Regions from separate parts of the Homo sapiens genome. Here region 1 is linked to region 2. A link is a contact called in ENCODE Hi-C or POLR2A ChIA-PET data. All regions are on one chromosome and are shown on one strand. Each heading gives the region's core, a stretch centred on a gene start or an enhancer-like site at or near the end of the contact. The rest is flanking DNA. Distances are from core to core; before and after follow the strand shown. Region 1 overlaps NAV2 (neuron navigator 2). Region 2 overlaps NAV2 (neuron navigator 2).

The links. A loop is a pair of places that touch in the nucleus more often than their neighbours do. ChIA-PET counts read pairs that join two places held with the same protein, here RNA polymerase II (POLR2A). Pooled maps may share reads with other maps.
Region 1: a map of gastrocnemius medialis shows a loop between it and region 2 (11-fold over the local background). The contact joins two enhancer-like sites. A Hi-C loop is called at or near these places in 2 of 168 maps with a recorded cell type or tissue (dorsolateral prefrontal cortex and gastrocnemius medialis) and 4 of 50 pooled maps. POLR2A ChIA-PET finds 5 or more read pairs at or near these places in 3 of 52 experiments (H1, K562 and WTC11).

Annotation. Positions count from the first base shown.
Region 1 is chr11:19,811,230-19,818,597 of GRCh38, reverse strand. All of the region lies in intron 1 of NAV2 (neuron navigator 2), which reads right to left. Among named protein-coding and RNA genes, the nearest start is that of MIR4694, 55 kb to the right of the region's middle. Within about 2 kb of position 4,852, at least 3 of the 41 ENCODE cell types and tissues checked have a DNase peak (open chromatin) inside an H3K27ac peak, as active enhancers do.
Region 2 is chr11:19,867,149-19,873,649 of GRCh38, reverse strand. It overlaps NAV2 (neuron navigator 2), which reads right to left. Exons shown (of 38, transcript NM_145117.5): 4 at 4,653-4,725. Among named protein-coding and RNA genes, the nearest start is that of MIR4694, 110 kb to the right of the region's middle. Within about 2 kb of position 5,054, at least 6 of the 41 ENCODE cell types and tissues checked have a DNase peak (open chromatin) inside an H3K27ac peak, as active enhancers do.

The DNA of each region.
Region 1 (7,368 bases), core at 3,603-6,102, 55 kb after region 2:
TACAGCCACTATTTTAATAATTAAATTATATAAACTTAAAATTATATTTTTAAAGTGATAGTAAATATTTAAAACTCATCACTTTCTAATTATTTTACTGTATTTTACTATTGTTTATGGTCATGAGATTATTTACACCTATTATATCTGTATGAGGGAAATACTATATAATAATGCACTACTGTACATCTCTTCCCAGCTCAGAGTGGGTAAATTAAAATCAGTCTTGGTAGAAGGATTTACACCATGGTAATTGGCAAGTACTACCTATCAGGCTTTTCTCCTTGGAGAGCCAACTGTTAAACGTCACTGAGTATAGACAGGTGAGATGGAGTAAAAAAAAAAAAAAAAAAAAAAAAAAAAAAATCACTAAATACACACAGGTGGGACAGGAAAAAAACATGAGTTATTATTTTCCCTCCTTACCCCTACCCCTCCCCCAAACTGGAAATCTCTTTGTTTTGTAGAATGATGGGTAAGAGTATGCAAATTTAGGGGGCAGTAGACTGTGCTAAAATGCTTTGCATGAAAAAAAGGGAATTCAGGGAGAGAGGTAAGATCTGGAGCTGGGAAGCCTGTGGGGTGCAAAGAGGCTATCTGGGTGGGCAAGAAGGCTTGGAGATGAGATCGAGGGGCCTTTAGGGAGACTGAATACGATCCGAACTCTCCCCTTGGAGATCTCCAGTGCAATCTGTATTCTTACTGGTGCTTTCTAGGGCAAGTGGAATCCTTCTCAGAAAGGACAAGAGGTGCCAAGTTCCGCTTCCTAGTAGGTGAAGGGACAGGAGCAAGTGAGCTGGAGCCAAGGTTCAGTTACTCCCCATTAAGAGAGTGACCCGGCTTTATTTACAGGGCCAAGTGGGTAGAGCATGAGCTCAAGTTTTCCCTTTGCAGGACCTCTCAGCGTGCTTGTTACAGAGCACCTGCTCAAGGACTGCTGGCTCAAAGGCCCTCTTGGCCACCCCCTCCCTCCTTTCACATGAGTGTCTTTGGTTTTGGCACTGGTCTCCCAAACACTGACCATCCTCAATTTGCCCAGGCCCTCCCTCCCCCAACTCGGACCTCATCACCCACTGAGGCGTCCCAAAAGCCCCGCTCCAGGTGTTCCCCCATTCCCAGACACTGGACCTAACTGTCTCTGCCTGACTTGGGGATCAAAACTCACCTGACCCACATTCCATTCCATCAGGGCTTACTAGGTCCCAGGCACACAGCTCTGGCAGAGAAAGGTGAGTCACAGTTCCCAAAAAACATTTACATTTCCAATGGGATCCTCAATGCTTTAACCCCAGGAGACTGATGTGAGGCTATATAATCACTCTGGAAAGCCTGGGAGATTTTTTTTAATGGTAAAGGATTTTTGTTTTGTTGTTTTGTTTTTGTTTTCTTAGGGCCATTCAGACCAGGGCAGGTGAGTGGCTATATAAGGTGTACATTGCTTATTAAAATTCCCAACACCAAAGGCAAACTGTGTGCACTCGTGGTGATTATTTGAGGATGTTTCTTACCCAAGAAACCTGAGCAGTGGGGTGGTGGGTAGTTTAAGGATTTCCCCTGGGAGATGAGGGGTCAGGTTTCCTGAAAGATTACACAGCCGACTGATTTATCTGGGAGAAGTAGATCCAGAGAGGGCTCCAGGTGGAGTCCCTTTTTCTGCATAAGGGGCTGTGACCGAAGGCACAGAGGGGAAAAAAAAAGGTGGTGGGAGCCTCCTCTGGTTTCACCTGAAGAGGGAGGCGGAAGGGCCTGAAAATTAGATTTTGTTTATAAATAATAGATATTATAGGTATATTTACATATTTTTACATAATGATGCCAACCACAAACAATGGACCATAAAGCACTGACCTCAGAATGATCAATTGCAAAATGTTTAAACCCTGGAAGCTTTTGCTTAGGAGGGCGGATATTCTGTGTTGATGTTATTCTATAGCCATAAACTTCCCTGAATTTTCTGCTAATGTATCCAAGTCCAGGCAAGTCACTTAAACTCTTCAAATGCAGCTTCTTCATCTGTGAAGTGGAGATCATAATAGCATCTACTGCACCAACTTAGATGAAGAATTGAATGAGGAAAAAATGTGAAGCACCTATGAGCACACTTGCAGAAGTACTCAGGGAGGGGTAACGGACAGAGGGGTGAAGGAAGGTACAGAGGGACTAGAGAAGATCTGACATTCTCATAAATGGCCATGGCCCTCCAGCCCGTTGGGCAGAGAGGCACAGAACCTGGCAAAGACTGTTGTGTCACTTGTGGGAAAGTTGTGTAGCAAAGGCTTTAAAAAACTCTGGAAGGCAGGCAATTCCCAGCAGTGGCTGGCGCTGCCCGGCCCTAGGAATGCGCTTGCCTGCTCCTTCCCCATTTGGGAGCCTCATTCCTTTCTCGGCAACTCCATGGCCAAGAGACTTGGCCACAGTGGAAATGACCGTTGTGCCCCGGGCCCTTCTCCAGCCCAGATGTCAGAGCTCTCAGGCCTGAGGGCATCTCGGGTTTTTCATGTTTATTATTTTTATTATACTAGGCGTTTACTACGAAGACTACCAAACACCAAGCTGGCACCTAGGAAAGAAGGGGTGTCTCCTCTACCCAGGGGACAACCTGGCCCAGAGCACAAAAGAACAATTTGCACAAAGATACTATTTATTCTCCAAAGTCCTGGAAGAAGGCCCTGATTGATTCATCTCAAGAAGAATAATAAAGTCCTAACAACAGTGCTGTCTCTGCCTCCTGTCTGCAGTGCTTACCATTTATAAAGTTCTTTTGTAAATACAATCCAATCTGAGCCTCACCACAATCCTGGGAAACATGGGCGGTGGCAGCTTGCATTCTCCCCATTGCATGGATGAAGCCAGTGAGATACCAGCTGGACAAGGTTAGCATCTGTCCAGCTAACAGACCAGGTATTCCAACTCAGTCCAGTCATCTTTATGCCACAAGGCAGTTACAAAAATCAGGCCAGGTCATTCAGATGACCACGATGAAGAAGAAGTTCTAGGATGGAACTGGAAGGAGCCTTGTGTTCCTATGAAGATGGGAATTTGAATTCTATGTCTAATCACCCAGGTCCAGCATGGGATGGGAATTCCCATGCAGGCATATAAGATGTGTTCATCCAACTTCAGAACCACATACAATAGCTGCCTCCTATTGAAATGTCTATTTTTAACATTCTATCTCAAAAGAAATCTCTTCCACAGGGCAGTGAGCCTAGACCCCAGGAGTTAAAAATAATAATGAGAACTCAGGGACATCCCCATTAATTGTGCTTGGCCTGGGTAGTGCTACACATCTAGAGCAAACGACACACATGTCCAATATCCCAGCAGCCTTCCACCTTTAATGAGCCACACACCCAGAGGATGAAGGAACAAGAGGATATCAAATACTCAGAGGACTCAGTAAAGTGGCTCACATGGAAAATGACCTCAAAACTGTGTGAAAACGTATCTTCATGCAGGGGTTTTTTTCCCTACACCTTTCATACCCACATCGTTCTTATCTTTGTACATAAAGGGCCACACAGAATATCTGCTCACCAAAGCAAATGCTTTGCGGGTTTAAACGTTTTTATAATAGATCACTCCAAGGTCAGCTGTATAGAGTAAGCATTAAGCAGATAAGAGAAGCACACTCTTTCCTAGAAAATAAGCACCTGCCAAGCCACCTAATAATGCTAATGTTGCCTAGGAAGTTGGGTTAGATAGGTGGGGGAGAAGGATAAGTTTTAGGAGGGGAGGGTAAACTACAGCATTTTTACAAGAAGAATAGGCTAAGAAGGTTCTCTCTCTGTCATAAAGCCATTGCCTCTGACCACATCAAAGTGACCATTCTACCTGGGCATGGTGGCTCAAGTCTGGAGTCCCAGCTGCTCCAGAAGGCTGAGGCAGGAGGATTGCTTAAGCTCAGGAGTTCAAGACCAGCCTGGGCAACATAGTGAGATCCACTCTCTCAAAACAAACAAACAAAAAAGTGGCCATTCTGATTGTAAAACCAGAGCGCCACACAGCTGCAGGCACCAGGACTGCCATTAGCCCCTGAGTTACAGTAACTGTCTGAAGGTTAAGGAGGCATAAAGGAATAAAAATGCATCTTGCCTTTTTGCTCTGTGAATGCATGCTCCCAAATGGATTCTCGGCAGCAAGTGGAAAGCCATGGGTACAGATGCCTTCCAGCTTAAATGATACCATTCAGGTCACCCTGGCCAGGGGAGGGAGAGGGCAGTGGGCCCTTCCCGGGACATCCATGGGTCTCACTGAACAGGAAATTGCTTCCAGTTTCCCCCAAGCAAGTCCCTCCTTCAATGAAGCCCTCAGGAGTACTCCCTGGCATCTCCTCCAACTCTTTTGCACCTGCTGAGGCCCACAATTAAGAAAACAAGCGAAACCTGCCACACCTGTTGACATCCAGGACCTTCCCAATTTCAGCTTCCTCAGCTTGGCCTTTGGTTTATGCAGTTGTATTTTCTCAGGCCACCAACAATGTCCAGACAGATCTTTCTCTACCTGCTCTAAAAATACACCACCCAGCCCTCACCCTGGGCGGACATATGAAACAAAAAAGCAGCACAAAGGTGGCAGTTAGCTCTTCTAGCTTTCCACAGATGAAAGTCCTGCTTGGAGGGCTCGTGGTCTCTGCTCTGCATAGAAAATAAATTGAAACCATCTCTAAACACAAGTCCAATTCAAATAAACTTCATTGTCTCTCCCCAGAGACCCTGCCAACATCCCTGGAGGTTGCTTACCACTTTATAATGGTCACAGGAATCCCGACTTTGACCCCGAGCGGGAACCCATAAGTTGATGCTTACAGGCATGGCTCAACCCACAGCAGCAGCGCAGTCCTCAGCAGTCAACGTCCCATGCCCTCTCTGGGAGTGTCTAGTTCAAAGCACTGTGGAAGCGTGTGAAGCCTCCAAGGTTAATTTTAGCTGAAGTCACGCACCCGCTGTGGTCAGATTTTCTTACACAGGCCACCTCCTGAATAGCGGCAGCTTATGTTACCCCAACCCACTGGGCGGCCCTCTGGCCCCCAGCCCTGACTCCAAACTGCTGCAATTCTTCCATCTCCATCTCCCCCATCAAATTCTCACCCTCCAAAATAATCCAACTCTCGGTGCTTACATTTTCATGACACACTCAGGGGAAATAAATCACTGTTTCTTTGGCTGCCCCAGGCAAACAAACCTGGGGAATCATTCCCCCACTTGGCCCACGCTTGGCAAAAGCTGGGCATGAAGCTCTAGGCCAAGGGACTGTGCAAACTTCACTTGAACCAGGCAGTGGCTGCTGAGGCCACACAAGAGCAAAACCTTACATGCTTTCCAACTCCTCCAGTGGGGTTTTGACAATCATCCTCAGAGCTTTTAGTCGCATGGTGCCTCCATGTGCCTCATCTTTTGCTTGACTCTGTTGAAAAGAAAAAACAACAGTGCCTGCCCTTACATTTCTCTAAAAGGCCAGTGCAGGAGAGGAATCTACATGTTTCATCGAAAGGTCTCACTCCTGCAAAGAAGAGTTTGAGCCTTCATTCAACTTTGTAGAGGTTATGAAAAGGCTACCGAGACATTGGCATGGGTGCCGGATTCCAGATTCCAACAAGGGAATGAGTATAGGCTTCAGGTGGAAGGTTATTAGAAGAAGTAAATTTCAGGCCTTGCCTCCTGCCAAGCTCAGAGATAGGGGCCTGGCAACTTCATGATGCAATTTGTGCAAGAGTTGCTTGCTGGACTGAATTCTGGTCTCCTCTTAAGATTGCCTTTTTTCATTGTGGACAGGACTATAGAAAGGCGATGGAAAAACTAAGCAAATCCAGAGTGGCCTGCTATGATCGCAGACAAATCCCACAGCCTGTAACCTTGAAGACAAAACTCTGGTATGCAGTGTTTAAATCAGGTGTTAAGGCCACATCTAGAAACTGCTCCAAGTAGGATGAAATGCAATATCTTTGCTCCACCTTAGGTCTACCTGTTACACTACCAAGGCATCTTAGGTCTTTCCTTCATATGACTCATTACTCTTGTAATTATTTAATTCATTCAGGTATTTATTGAGCACATACTCTGGTACTCTGATAATCTTAGAGGATTCAACAGTGTCTAAGGAAGTGCTCTCATGAGGCTTTATTCTACTGAGGATGAGAGGTAGGAGAGAGAGACAAAATGGTAATAAAAAATAAGCAAACTAATATTAGAGAATAATAAATGCTATGAAGATGCATTAGAGAGTGAATGGCCAGGAGTGGAGGGATAATGTGGTTGGGAAATCAAGAATGGCCTCTCTAAGCAGGTAATATTTGATTAGAGACCCAACTGATAAGAAGAGAGCAACCATGCAAAGGCTCAGGGGGTGGTTCTCCCAGACCAGCAGCATTAGCATGGCCTGGGAACTCATCATAAATGCAGATTATCAGGCCCCACTCCAGGCCTATTGAATCAGAAATTGTGGGGGGTGGCAGCTTAGCCGTGCAATTTGTGCAAGAGTTGCTTGCTGGACTGAATTCTGGTCTGCTCTTGAGATTGCCTTTTTTCAATGTGGACAGGACCATGGAAAGGCGATGGAAAAAATAATCAGCAGACTGGGTTTGAACAAGCATTCTGGTGGTCCTCATGCATACTACAGTCTGGGAACCACTAAGCCATAGGAAGACCATTCCAGGCAAAGGATTCTAAAGACAACGCGTATCTGTTTTGCTCACCACTGCAGTTCTCAGCCACTAGACCAGGGCATAGCACATAGTAGGAATTGAATAAATATTTTTTTTGACTGCTTACCAAGCTTAAGTACCATCCCCCTAGAATCCAGATAAAAATCACAAAAAGATAAAAATCACAAAAGGCTATCTGCATAAAACTTTAGCAAAAGCACGCAAAAAGGAAGAGGAGGCAGTCATTTACAATTCCAGGTGGCCAGTGGAAAGCTTTCTGTCATGCCAGAAACTGCCAGCCACTAAGAGCAACTCTTCCCAATCTAATAAACCTTGGCACCACAAGGTTGGCAATTAGATTTCCTGTAAAAGGCTAAATGTGGTAACCTTCTGCTTCCTGATTTTGAAACTCAGTAAGAAAGGCATTAGTGTGTGGCAGCTGGGATAATCATTTAATTGATCTTTTCCACCCATAGAAGCCTCCCTTCCCTGCTCCAACCCACTGACTTGTAAATCAATGTCACCTTCATTGTGAGCATGAAAAGGCAGGAAAAAACACCCCCCTTCCCAAACCAAATGGGAGTCAATTTCCTAATGAGGCCTGGGTGACACTCTAAATGGGTGCTGCCATTTCTCCCCCTCTGACCTCCTCCTTGGCCACCCACACAGCTCCATCCAGTCCAGTAGGAGAGCCCATGACATGCAAAGCAGAAGACAAGAGGCTT
Region 2 (6,501 bases), core at 3,805-6,304:
CCTGCTTTCTAGCTTGGGATGAAAGGAGGAGAAAACTCAGTACCTAGATCTCTCTGGCCATCAGGGCAGCAAACCCAGGACTAAGCTAATCAAATCAGCAAGTGGTTTCACTTCAAAGCATACACTCCTTCCACCTGGAAGGATGTTCCTACTTTTGTTTATCCAATGTCTGCAAGGTTTCCCCCCATCATATTAATATTACCTATGCCTGATCTTCTGTCTAGATTTCCTTTCACCTTCCTTTTCTGTCTGGCAAATGTCTATTCATCCCATGAAATCTGGGGGGAAATGTCCCACTTCTGTGTAGCCCCACTGAGAGCCCCAGCAAAAGTTGATTTGCCTGTCTTTGGTCACCACCGGATCCTGTGCTTACCACTAACACAGCTCTGTCTTATTAACTGGAATCAAGGTTAGTTTAATATGACTGGCTTGATCACTGGTGTACCCTAGTGCCTAGCACTGGGCCTGGCATACAGGATGTGCCCAGGAAACATTTGCTGAACTAGATAGAATATGCCTTACTCCCCAACCTCCATTTCTCCATTGCAGGAGGATGGGCTCAGGGCCAGATAGCACAAACCCCAGGTGTTCTCAAAATGGCCAGAAATAAAGGCCATCCTTCCTCACAGGGGCAGTTTTACAGATGGCTGTGACAGGTGGTGTGTTCTGGGGAAGGGTTGGTGGGGGATCTTGAACACCACCCCAGGGCAAAGGGAGGCCCAAGCTCACAGGACTCTGGCACATCTCCAAGAGCAAATAGATGGGTTCAATCTTCAGGAAAACTGACAGGGCAGGGAGGCCTAGTCCAGGGAAGTTCCCCAAACCAGCAGCACCTCCATGGGGCTCACTCAGGCCTGCAGCCTCTGCCCCCAAGCATCCGCCGTCTGTGCCCTAGAACAAAGGCTCCCTGTGGCTCTCCAGCAGGCGGGTCGGGGCAGGCCTGAGCTGCTGAAATGCTTTGAGGACAGGTGCATACACCCTCCTGAGTGCAAACCCAGCTTTAGACTGGGAAAGGGTGGAGATGTATCTATGGGGCCTTCCAACTGCTGATGTTTTCTTCATCAGAGAAGGAGCCTCAGGGCACTCAGTCATCTTCAAAAGGAGAACAAAAAGCATTAAATCTGCATTACTTTTTAATACACCACACTGCTTTGCTAGTAGTTATGCAGGTGGATAGAAACATAGGCAGTAATGTGCAGTAGCACACACCAGGCCTTTGAATCAGCAGATGTGGGTAGTTTAGCCACTGCTGATCTTGTGGGCCTCCTTTTTATAATGTGTAGCTTAATCTCTTTGGGCCTTGGTTTGCTCATCTGCATGAGGGGGATAATACTAATACTGACCCCATAAGGTTGCTGGGGGTACTAAATAAGATATAAATATGCACAGCACTTAGCTCAGTGACTGACATGTGGTAAGTTCTCAATAAATCTATCCCTGTAATGTAACATGATGTCAAGTGAGATATTGCCTGTACCCTGAAATTATGAATAAGGCCAAATTTGAGGATTAAAGGCTGTAAGTACCCTTGCTTTTTGTAAGTTTGAGAATGTGGCAGACGTTGGGGCCACTTTCCCAAAGGAATGCAGCAGTTCACATTTTTAACACTCATATCTTCATCACTCCCCAACCTCCAAAAAATATAAGAAGATCTAGATGACAGAATGTCATTTTGGGGAGACAATGTTTGATGATCATGGAGAAAGGATATTTTCCTCCCCTCACCAAGGAGGCAAGGCAGCAGAGTCCTTGGGCCCCTTGAAGTCAAGGGAGTGGTAGCTCTAAGAATCGCTCAAAGTGGGGGTGCTGGCAAGAAGGAGGGCCTGGCATTCCAGTCCCAAATTGGACATCCGCTTAGCAGAGACCCGGCTGATCTGCCTCTTGGCCACCTGAATGAGGAAAAGAACCGGAGAGAGACTGTCTGGTGGGGGACCGCTGCCAGGTGACAGGAGGCCTTGCAGTTCCACCCACTGCAAGTGGAAAATGGAGCCCACACGTTCCTGCTAGTCCTATGGTAGGTACCGGAGGGATCATAAGACTGAGGTGAAAGATCTGGCCAAGTCTCACAGAAGACCACTAGTGCCCCGGGAGCTACATGGGAGTAAGTCCTGGTCAGCAGGGCCTGCTGAGACTACCAGCTGAGACAGTGGCAGTGATGTATACTGAGGACAGCACCTTCCCCAGCAGCAGAACTCTGCTTCCTCTGTGCTGCCTCAATCCTGGGGGCTCTGGCACAAGAACATGGGAAGGGGAAAGGAGAGAAAGTCACGCCGGCATGCCCCCATCTCTCTTCAAACTCCTAAAGCCATTTACACTGGAAGGAATGAGGGTAAAGAGCTTTGAGTAGAGTCTGAGATTGAAGTTTAAAAATGACCGTCACTGAGTCATAAATATGGGCATCAAGTAATTGTAACAACTTGAAGATGACTACAGAGTTATATATCCTGGCCAAAATATCATTAAGTGAGTCTTGACCCAGCAGGAAGGATGGGGGTTCAACATAGCACAGTTAAGGCAGTTATTGAAATACCACAAAACTCCTTCATGGTTGTACCACAATGGCTTGATACCACAGCACACTGGCTATGGTATGCTCTTCCATGCTCAGAGCCTCCAAGGGTCATCTCAATGTCAAAAAGGGGCAGACAGCTGAGTGTCTTTCTGCATGATGTGCCTCCATGGGCTATAACATCTTCTGAAGCAATGCTCCAGGTGACAAAGAGTTTAAACCTCATTTCTTTTACCTTTATATGGCATACCTAGATTTTATCCACCTCTATCCCAGAAGACGCCATAATCATGAGCTCTGAAATCACACAGAACTGGGTGTAAATCCTGGCTCTGCCACTCTCTAGCTACATGCTTCAGGGATGCCGCTCATAACCTCTTTAAACCAAAGTTTCTTCATCTATAAACTGAGGCTGTTATAAACTCCAACTTTAGTTGTGAGAACTGAAGCCAATACAGATAAAATCCTGCAAAGTACAATTGGTACTTGTTCTTTCAACAAATACTTATTGCATAGATTCTCTATGCCTTGGGGTACAGAGAGGATGGGACAGATGGGGAGAACAAATGAGGCAGAAGTCAGGCCAATGGGTAGATGGCTGAGTAGCCAGGGGTCACTACCAGCCAGGCAGGATGAAGCAGGCCTGCAGAGTCTGCATACCCAAGAGGCCCTGCTGCCACTTGCTGCCAAACACACCTCTGTAAAAGTCCCTGCTGGTGCTCTGCTGGGGGACACAGGCCTGTCCCAGGAGTTCAAGCACTCCCAGAAACTAGGACGAGTATGCCCTGCCACCTACCAGCCAGCACAAGAACTCTCTACCAGGAGGAAATCATGTGCTCCTCTGAATGGGAATTTGCATCTTCCTACTCCCAGCAAACCCCCGCCCCCCAGCAAAGCATATTCCACATGTCAGCCAGCCCTGATCTTATCCCCATGGATGAGGGTCCGTACCCCAGGGCTGGGGAATCTTCTGGGATTAGGACTGACCACACGACAACTGCTTCTGCGAACTCTGGAAGCAGTGTGGCCGTGCCTGACTGGGAACAGGTCCAGCACATCAGAGTTATTAACTGAGGAATTCCTACAGTCCCACTCAGAGACGCAATACATCCACGAGGCATTAATAGTGGTCATTTATACCACCCACCCCCAATACCAGGAGAGACTACCACTCAGAAACGCAGCCAGGAAAACCAAGCTTTCACCGTGTAGCAGAGCAAAGGCAAGGAACAGGTCCCAGATGGAATCCATCATGCTTGCAAACTTACCTGCTCAATTTGGCTGTTTCCTTCCTCATTGTTCTTCTCTGCCCCACTCTGACCACCAGAGTCCATGCTAACAGGCCTCCTTTCAAAAAGCAGTCTCACTAGGGAAAGGTGCTATCATCTGAAGCCCAAACTGCTTTACCTGTTCTGGGAAAACTGGAGGCAGGTGCAGCCTAATGAGCTTGGGAGGATGCCTGGGCCTATGGCAGCTCTGAGCTGGCAGCTGCTTGTATTTACAAACAGGAGAGAGCGTGAAAGTTTCAGGCTGACTTGTTGTCTGAGGTGGCTGAGAATTCGAACCAGCCATCTCCAGACCAATAACTAATTTAATAGCAAAACACTGGTGAACACTCATGTGCTAATTAGCCACCAAATTTAATTAAAAACTAATCACAATGTAAAAATACAGCATTGCATTAATAAATCACATGCTTTTTTAAGAGCAAGAAAAAGTGCTGCTTCCTCGAATAAAAGAGATAAGGATTAAGCATTTTTCCCCGGGAACTGTACAGCTGAAATATGCTCTGTGGTGAAGCATGCTCTCTCCCATAGATGAGGCCTGACTTGATAATTAACTGAATTACTAGACAGGTGAATCAAATCAGCATTGTTTAAGCAAGTCTTTCTCAAATAGGACAGCTTCCCCTTCACTACCCTCTCAGGGTCTTGCAGAGGTGGCTGGTATGGTTGAATCCACATTCTTGGAGTGAGTCCTTGGCATCCTCAAGTCTAGGCAACCACTGAGCAACATAAAGGAAAACAAAACCAGAGGAGCCCACAAGCATCCCTTGTCATAATGGTGTTAATATCATTCATAAGTAACAGGTGGGCATTTCTAATGATGAAGAGGCAGCTTCGTGACAAGCGCTCTGACTCACCTTCTGCAGACAGCCCCTGGATGTTTATTCCCTTAGCTGCCAGGAAATTCAAGCAGGCATCTATGTTTTCAATCTAGGAGGGAAAAACAACAATATATACTTAATAAATGTTCAGCCTCTCCAGAGCCATCTCTTATGAGGAACAATGGGAAAACAGAATGCTGTAAAAACGGCCGATGAACGAACGCCAAGATAGGACACTCTCTTTTGTCTGTACTTGCACAGGAAAAAGGTTACCTAATATCCCAACCACATAGTGCCAAAAGTTGAGGTCTTGCATTGCTCACAGCCGCCAAAAATAACCAGGGTGGAATGGGAGCTCTCATCTTGATCACTGTCACCACCAGTGCAATCCTGAAAACTTGAGCAGTTGCCAGAAAAATGGAGGTGGGGAAAGGGTTAGTGGACACACCCATCTACCAGCAGCTGGGAGAAATTTCCAGCCACCAAAGAGGCAGGCAGTCAAATGTACCAACAGTGAATGGGAGTTTTCGCAGGAATCTGGGTAGCATTTACTCACAAAATTCTCCGGATGGCAGGCATTGCAAATGACTGGGGAGGGCTGTGACCTCCTGAACCCCTCTGTCCTTTGTGCTTTCTGTGGCAAGAAAGGACCCACGAGAGTCTGTGAGATCTGCCAGGTTTGCCAGGGCTGACACCACAGCCAAGGGCAAGCCAGTGTCCAGCCTTCCCAAAAGAACAATTAGGTCATTCCCAAGAAGCTAATTTTACTTCAGTTGTCAGGGCTAATTGTTTTTTGGTTTAAAGGAAAATGTTCTGGCTTGATTAATGTCAACGGGTACCATAAGTAAAAGAAATTGCTTTAGACTTGGCACAGAGGTCTTTGAATTTCACACAATTTGCATTTCACAATGGGGACCCCACTCATTCCCCTCCACAATCACCCCACCCCTCATTACTTCCCAGGTTCCGTCAACATTCCTATGAACTCAAATCAGTATTTAACCCATGGAATTTATTTTGAACTAATAAATGATTGCCTTCCACAGTATACATGTGACCCTTCTCGTTTCTTCAACTCCAAGCAATTTCCCAATGCTCCTTCACAGCCACAGAAAATGTAAAGTGTCTACACTTAGGAGCTCTAATTTGAGTAGCGTCTAGCTCCAAGGCAGTCTTCCCAAAGTTCACATCCACCCACCTATTGACATTTGGCATTTTATGACTTATCTACTCCCAGTCTTCACATCTTCCAAGTGCTTTAAATTAAGCTATGGGATACCTGAATAAAACTGCACCCATAATATACACTCTACTCAACCCTGAGCTTGAAGTTACTCCATCCTTGCATTTTTAGCATAGGTTCCCATCTCCTTTCCAACCTCCATCTCACACTTCAAGGTCCTCATCTGGAAGACATTTTCTCATCTCTAGAAAAAGGTGCAGAATGCAATTTGCTGCAAACTAAATGTTGATGCTATGCGTTATGCCTTTCATCATTGCAGAAAGTCCTTTCTTATACACATGGAGGAAAGGTGAGTTTTCTTTTCATCTTTCCTGTCCTCTGTCCAGCCCCGTGGATGACCACTTTTGATGGTGTTGGTTTTAGCAAATATTATGTGATAGAGAAAGTGAAGTAAGGAGGTCAGATTTCTGACCAAGATTACACAGGTCAATGTCAATGGCAGAGCTGGGTGAGAAACCAGGAGGTCCTCTTCCCTGTTATACACAGGAGCCTGCATTTACATAAATGCAGACAACCAGGTGCTATTGGCTTAGAGGGAATGAGGGAGGGGAAAGTAAACACAATACTGGCTGGGAGTACCCTGTGTGTGATGTCTTGGAGCAATCTGCTCCCATTTGTAAGTGCAATAACAGTTGTGTCTCT